Regions from separate parts of the Homo sapiens genome. Here region 2 is linked to region 1. Evidence: chromatin contacts called from ENCODE Hi-C or POLR2A ChIA-PET data. All regions are on one chromosome and are shown on one strand. The core of a region is the stretch at or near the end of the contact, and the rest is flanking DNA. Distances in the headings are between cores, read along the strand shown.

Region 1 (7,542 bases), core at 2,916-5,415:
TGTGGTGTAAGTTTGACCATGACTATCTATGTGGCCACCAGTAAGGCATGATAATATACATTAATATCAGCTAACATTTATATAAGCATTTACTGTGTGCCAGGTATTGTTCTAAGTGCTATAGTTACTGACCTGTGCACATACACGCACAACACACACACAAACACGTACATACTTAACACAGAAAATACTGCCACTATTTATAGATAAGGAAATCAAAGTGCAGTGGAGATTAAGTAATTTGTCACACAATTAACAAGCAGCTAAGCTAAATTTGAAGTCAGGAAGGTGGAACACAGAGTCTGTCTATCTAACTAGACTGCCTCTCAGAAAATCACCGACAGTCTCAGAGTTGGAAATTCAACTAGTTTCAAAATTCTCGAGTGTTGCTCTGGATCAACTGCATCCTAAGCACCAAAGGAAAGAAAGGTTACTGCCTCCCCTCACCCTCACTCCGTATTTGAAGAATCAAAATCGAGCAGTGGTGGTGGTACTGGAAATGTGTATTTTCTCAAAGCTCATCTGCTTTGAGAAAGCAGGAGAGGCAGCACTGACCCGGACCTCTCATCTGATGTTGATCTCTTCTACAGTGACCTCAGCCCATCTGTGCTCGGGGCCCTCCAAGAACGGAGCTTCCTGGCTCCCAAAACTGCCTAGATTAGAAATGCTCCCTCAACTCATGCTTAAGTCGGTTTCCCTGAAGCTTTTATCCTTGGCCCCAACTCTACACCAAGAAACCCCACTGAACATAACTGATCCACACCAGTACCTGCTCCCACATGTCCCACCTCCCATAACATGCCAGCTTTCAATCAATCATCGTGTGTCCCCAAGTCCTCTCCTCTTTAGGCTTTCCTTGCTTCCTTAAACCATTCCTTCCAGGACAATGTGCTAAAACTTCCCTTCACCGCACTAGTCTCCTTTCTCTGAATGAATTCTGGGTTATTCTTCTCTTTTTAAAAGTGAGGTACCCAGAAATGAATTCAACACTCTAAATTATTTCTTTGGGCCTCTGTCTCTGCTATTATAAAATGGGAGCAAAATCCATCCCACCTACTTTACAAGGATGCTATAAGACTGGCACAGAATAACACATGTAACACAGCTTTGCAAAAGCATTAGGTATCCTACAGCATGTGGTCAGAATACCTACCTTTGCCAACTTCTCTACTACTATTCTGTATGCATCACTAAAGACCAATATTCAAAGCAAAACAACAAAATCCACTCCTCTAGCCAGGGACCACTCAGCTGGAATTCAGACACCTGGATCCTGTTTCCACAGACAGTTGACAACTATGAAATTGGTTCTGTGACATGAATAATTACTCCTTTGAAAGGCTCTCCATAGGAATGGGAGAGCATGCTTATCCTCCAGGGTCCAAGAACTCTAGTAAACACCCATAACTTCAACTGGGTATAGCAGCCAGGGGCCTGCGTGTAATGCCTTACCAGTCCTTCTGGGATACATTCTGGTTGTAAATGTGCCCACTGATGTTTCTATAAGGTGGACAGATGCATTTGCACCGGATATCTTCAGAACTCTGGAAAAGAAAGCACATGTCAAGTATGCAGAGACCCTGCCTGGGGTTCAGGGGGTTCAGGCTCTAGCAAGGTTGTCAACTTTCTGTTCCCCATCCTGTTAGGTGAACCATATCTATGCTCTTGAGCTTTCTCCATCCCCAAGTTCAAATCCAGCAAGGACTGCCACTGTAGGAAGCAAGCTGCAGCACCGGGTCCTAAAGATAGAAAAATGTCCAGATGGCAAATGAGACTCACAGAAAGTTGTCTAGGCCTGCCAGTCCCAAAGCAGGTACTTAGAGGAATGCGGGGAGAGGGATGAGGGGAAATGGGTGTGTGTGTGTGTGTGTGTGTGTGTCCTCTACCCCAGACCCCACACTTGTGTGTGCACCTCTGTCCAGTGGACTTGGCAGCCACCCTCTTCCCCACATTCCTTCTCCAACTTCTTAGGTAGGATTGGGGAAACATAAAGGGCGAGGGTGAATAAGAAAAAGTGGATCATTTCTGTGGGAATACTCAAGCAACCCCTTTGAAAGTTCTTCCCTTCTGGAATGAGTAAGAGATATCACCATAAATGTCTTTACTAATTAGGATTTCTGAGGAGAGAATGGAAACAAACTCTCAGCCTTAACCTTACTTCAAAGTCTGGATGATCTTTAGTTCCATAGATCTACCCAAACAGCTCCACAGGAATGTAGCAATAAAGAATGGAAGTTATCTCAGGAGTCCCAGAACTTAGGTGGGTCACCCTTAATAATGGAAACTTCAAACTGTATAGGACTTTACACTTACAGGGCATTTTTACATTGTCATGTAATTTGATTCTCCCTAAGCAGAGTAATAGATACAACTGCTACTACAGGTGGTAGTACTAGCACCCCTAAAACAAAAATTCGAAATGCTCCCAATCTAAAACTTGTTAAGCACAGACATGACCACAAAGATGATGTTAACATTGCAGAAAAGCACCTACAGACATGGTAACAATGAGTGACGGGCTTCTTGAAAGACTATAGCAGAGCGCATTCATAACAGAACAAGAAATCGTGTCAGTCTATAAAATCAAAGAGACTTCTAAGACAAAAGCTTGTTAATGAATCAGGTGACTGGCAAAAACATTTTTAAAAGCCATCTGGCAGAATGCCTCCTCATCTCTAGAGGACCCACTTTCTGGTCCCTCTACTGCTTCAGATACTACTTCTCACCTAAAAAAATACTGTGCACAGTAACCTTTAATCAAAACACAGCATCACAGCAGGAGACAGAAAGCCTTATGTTGCTGTGTCTAACAGCTGATACAGGTATTCTGGTGATGCTACTGTGCTTAGTTACCCTGAACACATCATTTATTTTCACTGTGTTAATAGTACATCATATTTTTTTACCGTTAAGAACTTATGTGTAACGTAAGAAAATATTTATCGGTAGCATATAAATTCATTGTCAGGAATGGTGGTGATGCCAACCAACCAGACTATCCACATGGGTGCCTGAGATAGTGACGCCTTTGCTTTCTGATGGTTCAGTGTAGATAAACTTTGTTTCATGCACACAATTATTGAAAATATTGTATAAAATTACCTTCGGGCTATGTATATACAGCATATATGAAACATAAACGAACTTCAGGTTTAGACTTAGGTCCCCTCCCCAAGATAGCTCATTTTTTATGTGCAAATACTCCCAAATCCAAAAATATCTGAAACAAAACATACTTTGGTCCAAAGCAAAGGAAGGTATGGAGAACTTAGATAACTTCTCCAAACTTCCTTGCTGGAAGTCCACCACTGATCTGTCTGATCAGAGTGAGCCAGTGCTCTGTGCCCCACCCTTCCTCACTCCTCACCCGCACTATCCTTAGGGAGGCCAGCAGCCTTGAACCTGAAGGAAGACCACTAAAAGAAGTATGGCCCATAGGTGAGTGAGAGGCAGGCTTAAGGAGCAGCTGGCTACCTCTGAGTCAGCCCTGTAGACAGGGTGGCCGTGCACTGTGGTCGTGACCAGGTGCTGCAGGCTCACCTCCCTCACCTTGTTGGCTTCAGCTGGGGGCACCAGCAAACACCCGACCACAGCCACCAAAGATAAGAGCTTCATGCTTATCAGGCTTGCTGGGCCAGCAAAGCCGGACACCTGGAAAAAGAGATACGGAGTCGGAGAAGGGGAAGGTGGCCACACCGCAGCCAGCACGCTAGGCCCTTAACCATCCGGCCAAGTGGGAATGGGGTTGGGGGCTGGGCTCCAGGATTCCAAGGCCTGCTAAACCTGGTCGCCAAACCCTGCTTCCCTCCCGCCCAACTCTCCGGCTCTCCGCCAGCCACCTGGTGAGCCCGGCAGAGGGGTCCTCGAGGGGACACCGCTGCCAGGGGCCTCCAGTTCCTTCTCAAGGCCCGGCTCTGACCCGCGCATCACGTCCCACCGCCCTCCGCCATCTCCGCCTCTGCCCGCCCCGCAGCTCCTCCCCGCTCGGGCCCGACGGGAACTTTTGGGTGCGAGTCTGGGACCCCTGCTCCGACGGCGAAGGCCGGTGCCCACCACGCCCAGAGGTCTTAAGCCGGACTGGGACCCCCAATAGCCCCGCGACCCCCGTCCCCTCCCCCAATGCCGCGTCCACGAACCTACAAGCCCGCTGCAGCCGCAAAAGACCCAGTTGTCCCCGCCCTCTCCTAGCTTCTATTGGTTGCCAGAGCAGCCCCTTAACCCGACCGCGCTGTCGCCATGGCAACAAGACCCGCCTTCACCTGGGCGGGGAGACTCTTGCGCAAGGGAGAGGCGGGCATTTCTCAAACCCGACCAAACCAGAAAAGGGAACGTCAGCCTTCCAAACTCCTGGGGAAGGGTCTTGCCTTTGTGTGGCCTGAGAACTCCCACTGCGGTGCTTCTCCCTTCCTTGTATTATAAAACTCAGCTTGTTTCATCTTGCTGTTTTAGAAAGAAAGCGCTTTATACACTGTAAGCTAGTAACGTCAACAAAAACGATACGAGATTGAAGGGCTTTGTCCTCATTCAAAATCTGGAAATGTTATTTAGGGATCCACGTCTTTGCTGCAGAAGACTTTCTGCGCGGCAACGTCTCTACCCCTACACACACCTCTGAGAAGGAGAAATCTAGGGTTGGCGATGGGTGGTGTGGGCTGGGCCTGTGAAGAGTGTGCACAACAGCGTCCTCAGCCTGATCCCCCTACCCCATGCTGGTGCTGGGCCTGGCAAAATGGGGCAAAGTGTGCATGGCCAGGATGCAGGGGTGAGGGTCCCTGGCTGCTATGTGGCAGATGTGAACTTCTTGCCAGCTGTGAAGGAAAGGGGAGTCATATGAATTCAGGGCACCAGACCCGGAGTGAGGACACCGGGGCTTTGGCCCTGGCGCTCCCCCTAAGCAGCTGTGTTAGCCTGGAAAAGATACCTCCCTTCTCTGGGCCTCAGCTTCCCTTACTTCCCTTATCTGTAAAATGATTCGGTTGGATTCTAAGATCCCCTTCAGCTTTGATATGTTGGGATTCCTTAGGGGTGGGTGGGAGGGGTATCAATATGGCCCAAACTTGAGGTTGGTGGCTGGATTAGCATAGGGGCTGGGTCCAGGTGGAATCAAGCCCCTCGCAGGCCCTGTGAACTGAGGTGGGCACTTATCTGGAGGCCACTGAGTTTGTGTTCCTCTCTCCTATGCTTATGTCTTATTCCTCTTTATATCCTTGCCACCTGGCAGAGTGACCTGTGTTTGGTAGGTGCTCAGGAAGTGTTTGCTAAACTGAATTCTATAGAATTAAATTAAATCTAGTTGGCAGGGGGCAGGGGCAGGAGGCCTGCAGTGTGATGCAAAGGTCAGGGGCTTTGGAGCTAGAGTGACCAGGGCAGGAATCCTGGTTCCTCCCTTCCTAGTTGTGTGAATTTGGGTGGTTTCCTTTAGGACACCGCCTTTGGATCTTTGGAAGTCTTTGGAATCCTTTCAGAAGTCTCGGTTTCCATGCCCATAAAATGGGATTAATATTACCAAATTTTCAAGGTGGTTGTAGGGATATAATGAGTTTACATATGCAAAGCACCTAGAACAGCATCTGACACAAAGAGGGAGGCTCTATAAATGGCAATGTTAGCTCATTGTGGAGGTCAGAATGGCTGCTTTGGTGAGCAAGCTCAGGCAGAGACAGAATGCCTACCTCGTGGGGGCAGAAGGGATAGTTCAAGTACTGGAAAAAGACACTTCTTCCCCCCATATACGTTCCATATGAAGGTGGGACTTTCATGGGGACAAAAGCATGGGGCTGAGTCTGTCACCTCCAATGGATGACCCTCTGACACACAACACTAAAGATACCCAATGCTGAGCTCACCATCTTCCTCATCAAACAGAAGGGAGGCCTTCCACTGTCATTCTGCATTTCTGCAGGTCCTAGATTGTGGCATCAAACTATCTTTGACTCCTCTCTCATATTTCCACATCTTGTCTATCCAGGTGTCCCCAGGAGGTAGCTATCATCACCCTGCCTGTATCTTTCCTCGGCTAGCATTCTGCTCCCTGAAATGCACTCCCTTCCTGTGTGCTCCTAGGTCCATCCTGTCTTCCTCCAATTCTGTTTTCAGCACATCGCTCATTGCTCAATCCCTGGTAGCAAGCACCCTGTTGCATCCAATTCAGACCCCTCCACTTGGCAACCAAGCCAAGTGGTTACCATTTCTGCACTTCCCCACCCCATCTCATCACTGGTTACTCCCCCCACCGGCTGTCCCTATATCTGACTTTGCTCATTGCAGTCCTCCATAGGACATTATCACCCCCAGCACTGCCAGTCGTTATCTTTCATCTTATTCAAATCTTTGCCCAAGCATTTGCCTTGCAGAAGCTTTTCCCAAATAGTCCTACCTGACCCAGGGCACCTCATTCCCATACATCCTCCATGTGCCCTGTGTTTATGAGCCATGCCAGTGAAGTGAGTCTGAACCTATTCATTAAATTTAATTCCATAAACATGTGCCAAGCACTATCTGTGAGCCAAACTCCAGGGCTCACAGATGCTAGGTACCCCAGGGATACAACAGACAAATCACATGCAACTCTGCTTTCAAGTAATGCACAACCTAATAGCAGACCAATCACATGGTCAGAATGTAACATAGAAAGTGATGTGTTGTAGAAGTGAAGCAGCCTTGTTGTCTGTGGTGACACTTGAGGTTTGTTGTCTCCTGGCCATGAAGATCAAGGAGGTAGACACACAAAGAGTGAGGTTAAGAGTGGAAATTTAATAGGTGAAAGAAAGACAATAGCTCTCTGCTACAGAGAGGGGTCCTGGAAAAATGAGTTGCCAATTTAAGGTGAAATGCAGGGGGTTTTATAGATGAGCTAGTGGGGAGGCAGTATCTCATCTATACAGGGCATCTCAAAAAAAGTTAGCACCAGGTGTGCCATCTGCATAGGGCACAAATCTCTGGCAGCTCCCAGCCCAATCTTTATTATGCAGGTGGTTTCTCTGCCTGAGCTTCTCCATGTTGCCCAGTTCTTTCTTACTGTACATGTGCTAACAAAAAAGGGAAGGTGGAGTCCCATGGTGAACATGCCTGGCCCCCCGGTAGCCCTTTTCTATGAGTGCAGCTGCCAGCATTCCTCCGTGCAAGCTTCCAGCTTCCTTATATATGTTTGCAGCCCAATCTTTGAGGCTGCTCTGTGTTAGAAAAGAAATGATTTCTAGGGCTGCTTCTTATTAGAAGGGAAGTTCTGCCAAGGACTTTTTTGTCCTTGCTATCTGCCTAAATAATTTCTATCTCCCGTATCAGAAATGCTTTTTCCCTTCAAAAATTTTTTGAGCACTGTGCTAGGTGCTGGGGATATCTCAGTAAACAAGACAAACCCTGTCCCTGTTCCCACAGAACTTGAAGTTTATTGCAAGAAAACCACAAATCAACAAGCAATGACAATTCAGGGTGGTAAGAGCTGTGCTGGGGGAAGGCTGCAGAGGCACTTGGGAAACCTAGACCAAGGGCCAGGGGAGCCCAGAATGGTGGAGAGGGGGCTTTGAGGGCAGTGAGGGCTAC
Region 2 (6,877 bases), core at 2,057-4,556, 150 kb after region 1:
GTTTCTGTACTGGAGCATAACACCAATACTGCCATTGCTCAGAATGTTTCTAGAACCCCTAAAAGTTCAGAACTGTCTTCAGCATCATTTCAGGAGCCAGACAAGAAAACCAGTCTCATTTCTTTATTGTCATGACCTGGGTTTGACCAGAAACAATATTACTCACTTGGAGCACCTCACTCCTCAGATCTGGCTCTAGTTCTAAATATCAAACCATTCTCAAATAGCAAAGCTTTGTCACCTCCTATACATATCTCATTTAAATATGTAAAGGATCTGTAGGCAATTCCAAAAAGAAGGCTCTAAAAATATTTAAAAAGCAATGGTCGTACCTTATAGTTTTACCTTATAGTCTATATCAATAATAGCCTTGTAATTAAAAAACAATCATCATACTATTTATAATCTATGATTATTCACATCACAAATTGAATGTAGAGAGACTTTCTTATAATAAAATAAAACTTAAAACAAAGATAGTGTGACACACAAAAAGCATCTAGGGGCTTAAGGAAAATAAAAGACTGCTCCAAAGAAAGTCATTGGCCCAGTCCATGTTCTGCTCTCTGCTGGCCACCCCAGCCTCCTCCTCCTTCAGGCAGAAGGATCTGCTGGAGGACAATGTTGGAACCTCAGAGCCCCACAGACCTCAGGGAGAGGAAGCAGCTGGTGAGATGGAGCAAAAGATGGGGCAGGTTTTAGCCTCGCTGCCTGGTTTCTCAGCTGCATACTCAGCTATGCTCTTCTGGTTCTCAGCACCAAACCTGTAGAATATTAGAGCCCAACACTGTTTGCATTTTACAGTTGAGGAAACGCAGGCCCAGAGAAGAGAAATTACTCCTTGAAGGCCACACAGCTGGTTACTGGTACAGCGGACTAGATCTCTGACCTCGTAACTCCTAACCTAGTGGAGTTTGTTTTCATTACCCCAGACATTTGCACTTCTTATGACTGCCATTCTGTGGGTTTCCACAATCTCAATATTTGAACGTTACAACTAAACACTAAACACTAAAGTTTAGGGATCTGCAAGACACTCATGAGTCTGAATCCCTCCATTTCCTCCCTTCCCATCCCCTCCAACCAGGCCTACTCTCACCATGGGGAGTCAGCCTAGCTCAAAAGAGGCAGGAGAGAAGCTCTGTTTTTCCCTTCCTAGACTGAGGCTGGGTTCACTTGGGTATAAGCATTAATGGGTTTCAGGGCAGGGTTACCAGATAAAATACAACAAAATACAATAATTGAGACATGTCTTAACTTAGAAATTATTTGCTGTTTATGTAAAATTCAAATATAACTACATGCCCCGTCTATCTATTTGTTAAATCTGGCAACCCTCTGTCACTATGTCTCCCCACTCATTCCTGTGATAAAAACAACACTCCTTTACGTGCTCCTCTCCTAGGCTAGGGACCCAGCAGAATTACTTTAGGCTGCAGCATTTCTGGTGAGAAAAGGAGGATTTTTGTCCCATCTTAGTTGTCCTTGTAATATGTCCCTTGAATATCTTCCTCTGGGTCAGCAAAGACGAGGATGCGGGGAATAGAGAGCTGGAGCCATGGAAAGGCACAGCCCTTCAACTCCAAAGCTGAAAACAGGCCTTGATCACATGGGTTTGTCCTCAGTGAAGCTGAGGCGTGTGGACAATTTTGATTTCCAGGGAATGGTTCTGGATTAAGATGACACTCCTTTTGTCTATCATCTTCAGCTCCAAAGGGTTTACTTATTTTTAAATCAAGAAGTGCACCCTGAGCACTTCTTCTGGGAGTCCTACCAAGTAAAAAGTTCTTAGGTGGCAGATTGCCCTACACCACCCTGCTCAGGATCTAATCAGTAGAGAGGAAAACCACTGAGGCATCATCAGAGGGAGGTCTGGAACAGGGTGACCATGGTGACTGCCACATTGAATCACTCAGTTAAATCCAGCCTGGCATGCCTAAGAGTGAGAACTCCCAGAATATAACAAGGGAGAATTCTGTCTTTGTCTTGGCATTGTCCTATTCATTGACCCCATTTCTCCTCTTTAACGCAGGACTTACTAGCAAATCTTTCTTCCAGCTTCTTCTCAGTTGTACTTGCCTAACTGATATGTCTGTATTTGACGATCCCATTGTGACAGAGTCTTGTGGACAATGTGCTAGGGGCCCTTACCCTAAGGAGAACTGATCTTGGCCACCCTAGACCTGAAGAAATGTGGATGAAGCCTCTGTTACAGATGAGAGGACTGGGGTTGCATCACACTCCAGCAGGGGATGGGAAAGCCAAGCACAGTGCTCCCCAGGTTGGTGGTTCACCCTCAGTCACAGCCATGCTAATCGAGTGTCCACAAGGGCAGAGCCATGGGCCAGGTACTGCAGAGGGGCTGCCGGGGAGAAACACGGTAGGACTCCTACCCTAGCAGCAGCAGAAACAGACTGTCCTTACCAATCCGCAGTCAACAGAGGCCATGCCCAGAGACAGCCCGGAGTGGAGGAATAAGCCCTGGACTTTGGCCAGGAACTTCACTAGCCATGTGACTCTTAGTCAAGTCTGCTCCTTAACTAGCTGTGTGACTCTAGTCAAGTTCTTAATCTAGCTGAACCTCAGCTTGCTTATCTCTGAAATGGATGAAAATTCCTGTCTCAAAGAGCAGTATGAAGTTTATGGATGTGACATACCAGATCAGCAGTGGGAGGCGTGGATTCCAGTCTCAGCTGGGCTGCTACAAACTGAGGGATCTGGAGTGGACTTCACCTCTCTAGACCCTGGCTTTCTCAATTATGGAGCAAGGCAATTGGACTAAAGCACAGCCAAGGACTCACTTAGGGTTGCATGTGGCTTGAGAGCTGACTCTGAGTAGCTACAGGGAGCTAAAGTCTGTGTGCTGGTCCCTCCAGGGTCAGAGGTAGTGTTAATTCCTCCAGCCCAGATTTTTGCTTCAAGCCTACAGATGGATAAAAGCTTCTTAATTTCCTCTTTGCTTTCATCTGAGCACTCCAGGCACCAGGAAAACAGCAGTTAGTTAGCCCTTGCAACAGGATGAAAAGATGGTAGGACTTCATTTACTTTAGCTTCACAGACAGGGAAACTGATGCACAACAAGTAGCTCTGCTGAGTAACTACCCTAACTTAAAACAGACCCAACTCCCTCTTTCCAAACCATGTGTCTCAGCTCCAAATGCCACTTTCTAGGTGTATGAGCTGGGTTCCTTCGGCAGTGCCTGCCGGGCCTCTCGTCTTTTCTTGAAAAGTCCAGGTGAGGGACTGATAGTAGACCACAGCCTCCTACTCCCAGGCAGGCATGGATCCTGCTCCAAGAGGGAGCAATTGATGTGTTTGCCAACTCAGTGTCCCCGCTGCCAACTCATGACTCACCCCCACCCAGCCCTGGGAGATAGGAGAGTCCTACAAGGGCCCCAGGCTCTCACCCCAACAAGAAGAGGCAATGATCCTACTTGCCAAGGGACAGAATGTGCCTCTGAGAGAAAATGGAGGCAAGTGAGCGGGAGCGGGCGGGCCGGCTCCAGGGGCACCCCTCCCTGTGGAAGGAGCATGCCGTGTGCTTTCACAGACAAACTGCTGCCACTGGGACACTCCCTGTATTAAACTGAAGGAGAAGCCTATGGCAAACACTGGTGTCTGGGTACTCCTTGGGAGGGGCCCTCCTTTCTAAGCCACAGTCCATCAGAGTGGCTCTGCTTCCCCTAAGAAGCTTCTGTTGCCCTTAGGGTTGGGCTGAGCTCGGGGAGCTTCCTTTCTGGGCTTGCTCTCCCCTCCATGGCAGGTGAGTTGAGGCTCTGCCTCCTGGCTGAGGACTGGGTAAGCCAGGGAGGCCCCTTTAGAGCCCAGAGAGAATGTGGAGAAAAGGAACAAACATTGGTCTGAGGGCTGGTTTCCCGTGACTGTGTTGGGGACTCCTCTTCTGCTGGGCCTCAGGCTTATCATCAGCAAGACTAGATGGTGGCTCAGACCACCTCCTTGTAACTCTGACGTCTGGCTTCTGTGTCCCTCTTTTGGGGAGAGAAGTCAGAGAATGGCCCCATGTCAGCAGCATGGGCTTGCAAAGGGAGGAGGACACGGTTCCAGTGAACAAATGCAAGTGGTGTCCTCCAAGGGCAAGCTCCAGGTGCAGGAAGTCGGGATCGGCTCCTGGAGGAGCTGAGCTTTGAACTGAGTGTGCAAGGAGAGAGGGCTGCCCTTAGCAGACAGGATGGAGGGCAGAGCAGGAATGCCCCTAGGTCTGGACTGTGGTCTGAGAGTACCTTGCTGACTGTTCACAAAGCATAGGCATCCCCTGCAAGGAGGGCAACTGGTTCCATGTTGCCAGCTCCTGAGGTCTCCTAAGCCTCCCAGGCCTTCATCACAAACCCACAACAATGCTCCTCAGGGCCGAGTGAGCACGCTGGCCCCTCCATCCTCCTGCCCCAGGGAGGAGCACCAGACCCAGGAGAGGGCAGACTCCCACCAGTCACTGTCCTGATAGTGTGGACCCTTGTAGAGGAATGGAGAGGGAAGGCCAGGGCAATTTGGTCAGGATGTGCAGGGAGACTTGTCACTGCTAAGGGACTCAGTGTGGCAGCTGCTTAGCAAGTGGGGAGCACCAAGCTTTGGCAGCCCAGGATGCGATCAGCAGCGGATCCTTCTCAGGATGTCTGCAGGAAGGAACTCCACTCTCCCCAGAGACAACAGAAGCCAGTTCTCCTTCCTTTAGCTTCACTAATCAACAACTAATCTTCCTCCATCATTTCCATTCATGTTGTGTAGAGCTCTGAGTTGATGGCTAGGCTGGGAACACTTATGCTTGGATGGGCCTGGGGCTCGATTTCTTCCATTCTGATGAGATACTGTGAGGCAGACAATTCCCTGGCCACAGAGAATGGAATTCTGTCTTCTCCGGAGAAGGAAGCTTCTGGATGAGTCGGCTGTTGCTCTCTCCCCTTCTCCCCTAATATGAAACTTTAGAGAGAAGATTTGAAGAATCAAGGATAATTATAAACTTTTTTATTTTGCCCCAGCAGAAATTGGTGGAGTTTCATTTTGGGCTTTTTTTTTTTTCTTTTGGCCCTGACAAAAACTAATCTACTCAACCAACCAGTATTTAAAGTCCTTACGCTATAGTTGAAAACAAATAACAGACAAAACAACAGCACAAGAAGATATAATTAAAAGCTAAATTTTGCAGCACACGCTAACTTAAACCTCTCCAGGCCTCGGTTTCCTCATCTGTCATTGAAGGCGTGGGACCAGATGACCTCCAAGCCTTGCTTCCCCAGCTTCAGTTCTGAGTCTTGGACATCTGGGGAGGGGGTCTTGGGTTCTGGATGAGCCGCAGGTGGTGGCTTTCGAGCCTGTTTCAGCTGCGCTGTGTCCTCAGTCAGCTCTCAAGGGAGAAGTGCTCCAACCCGCGGCACCTGGTTATTTAATAATCCCTTGAATTAGTGTAGCATTTTGAACTTGTACAAACTGCTTGTGTTTTCATCTCCTGACTTGATCCTTCAGTCTTTGTGAGCTCAGTAGGTGGACCAAGCTTTGTTATTCTCATTTTATTTGCAGGGAAATCAAACCACAGAAAAGTGTAGGGGCTTGCCTGTGACCTCACAGATAGATCTGGCAGAACTGAGTCTGGACCCCAGTGGACTTTGAGCGGGGTGTGAAGAGCAAGAGGAGGGAGGGACCTAGAAGGGCAGGGGGAGAAGTGGGCCAAGCCTCTCCTGCTGGCCAAGTTTCGAAGCCAGCAAGCAGGGCATGGGATTAAGTCATCAAAATACAGTCCTGGGGGTATCTTCTGGTGCCTTATTTCTGCTTTGAGAGTTTTCCTTTTGTCACTAGACTCAGCGAGACAAATGCAGCAGAATTTCCCAAGCGGGTGGAAGAGCCGTCCCCACCCTTTGCAAGGGTGAGGCTCTACTTTCTCCCCCAGGGCCCTGGCATGTCTCTACGGAAGCCTGCCTGCCCCAGGAGAGCAAACTCAGCTGAAAACAAAATCAGCTCAGGCACGGGGAGGGGACGGGGGATCTGTAGAGACACAGGTGGGGAGAAAAGCAGCTCTAGACCCGGAGCCCCTCCCCTCCCGCCCCCACAGCGTGCCCAAGGGCGAGGCCTGGAAGGGGATGAAGACAGGCTGGGAAGGAGGCCGCTTGTGACTTCAGCAAGGGGTGAATCACAGGCTGCCGAACTGCCGAACTGCCTTCCTTCAGAAGAAGCCTTACAGGGCATGCTGTGGTTGGGGAAACTGAGGTTCAGAGAGGCGAGGCGACGGCCTGAGGCTGCACAGCTAGGCAGGGGAGACCAAGACTGGAGCATGGTCTCCTGACTCCTGGCTCAGGGCTCCTGGTCACACTGGCACATCATGGTACTTTTGCCACTACGGGCAATCATGTTTCCCAGACATTCGTCATTTGCATTCTACTGTCACAATTTTTGCAAAATCATACCAACTATTATTTACTTATTTTTAAGGGAATTACTTATCAGTTCCACTGCACTTATTTATTTATTCATGTATTTATTTTAGAGACAGGGTCTCACTATATTGCCCAGGGTGGTCTTGAACTCCTGGATTCAAGCAATCCTCCCGCCTCAGACTTCCAAGTAGCTGCAACTACAGGCACGTGCCAGTTTTAGAGATGGGGTCTCACTATGTTGCCCAGGCTGGTCTTGAACTCCTGGGTTCAAGCAATCCTCCCACCTCAGACTTCCAAGTAGCTGGAACTACAGGCATGTGCCACCATGCCCAGCTATTCCAATGTATTTATTTTGAAAGGAAACTTTATATCACTCACCCAAATGACAAAAACCGGTATCTTTTGCCACAAATGAAGGCTAACCACAACCTTGGTAATCAATTATAATAAATAGAATAAAAACATAACATTAATTCTAGCTAGGTACTTTTACC

The links. Hi-C counts contacts between places; a loop is a spot of excess contacts on that map. ChIA-PET counts read pairs that join two places held with the same protein, here RNA polymerase II (POLR2A). Pooled maps may share reads with other maps.
Region 2: a loop to region 1 is called in a map of DLD1, with 5 times the contacts of the local background. The contact joins the enhancer-like site here to the promoter of TMEM9 in region 1. A Hi-C loop is called at or near these places in 1 of 168 maps with a recorded cell type or tissue (DLD1) and 1 of 50 pooled maps. POLR2A ChIA-PET finds 5 or more read pairs at or near these places in 2 of 52 experiments (MCF 10A and OCI-LY7).

The regions. Positions count from the first base shown.
Region 1 is chr1:201,150,309-201,157,850 of GRCh38, forward strand. It overlaps TMEM9 (transmembrane protein 9), which reads right to left and starts at 4,166. Exons shown (of 5, transcript NM_001288565.2): 1 at 3,550-4,166; 2 at 1,453-1,544. The coding sequence starts at 3,615. RefSeq lists an enhancer at 3,403-3,552 and a silencer at 3,963-4,242.
Region 2 is chr1:201,296,710-201,303,586 of GRCh38, forward strand. All of the region lies in intron 2 of PKP1 (plakophilin 1), which reads left to right. Among named protein-coding and RNA genes, the nearest start is that of PKP1, 17 kb to the left of the region's middle. RefSeq lists an enhancer at 6,080-6,585. Within about 2 kb of position 3,307, at least 5 of the 41 ENCODE cell types and tissues checked have a DNase peak (open chromatin) inside an H3K27ac peak, as active enhancers do.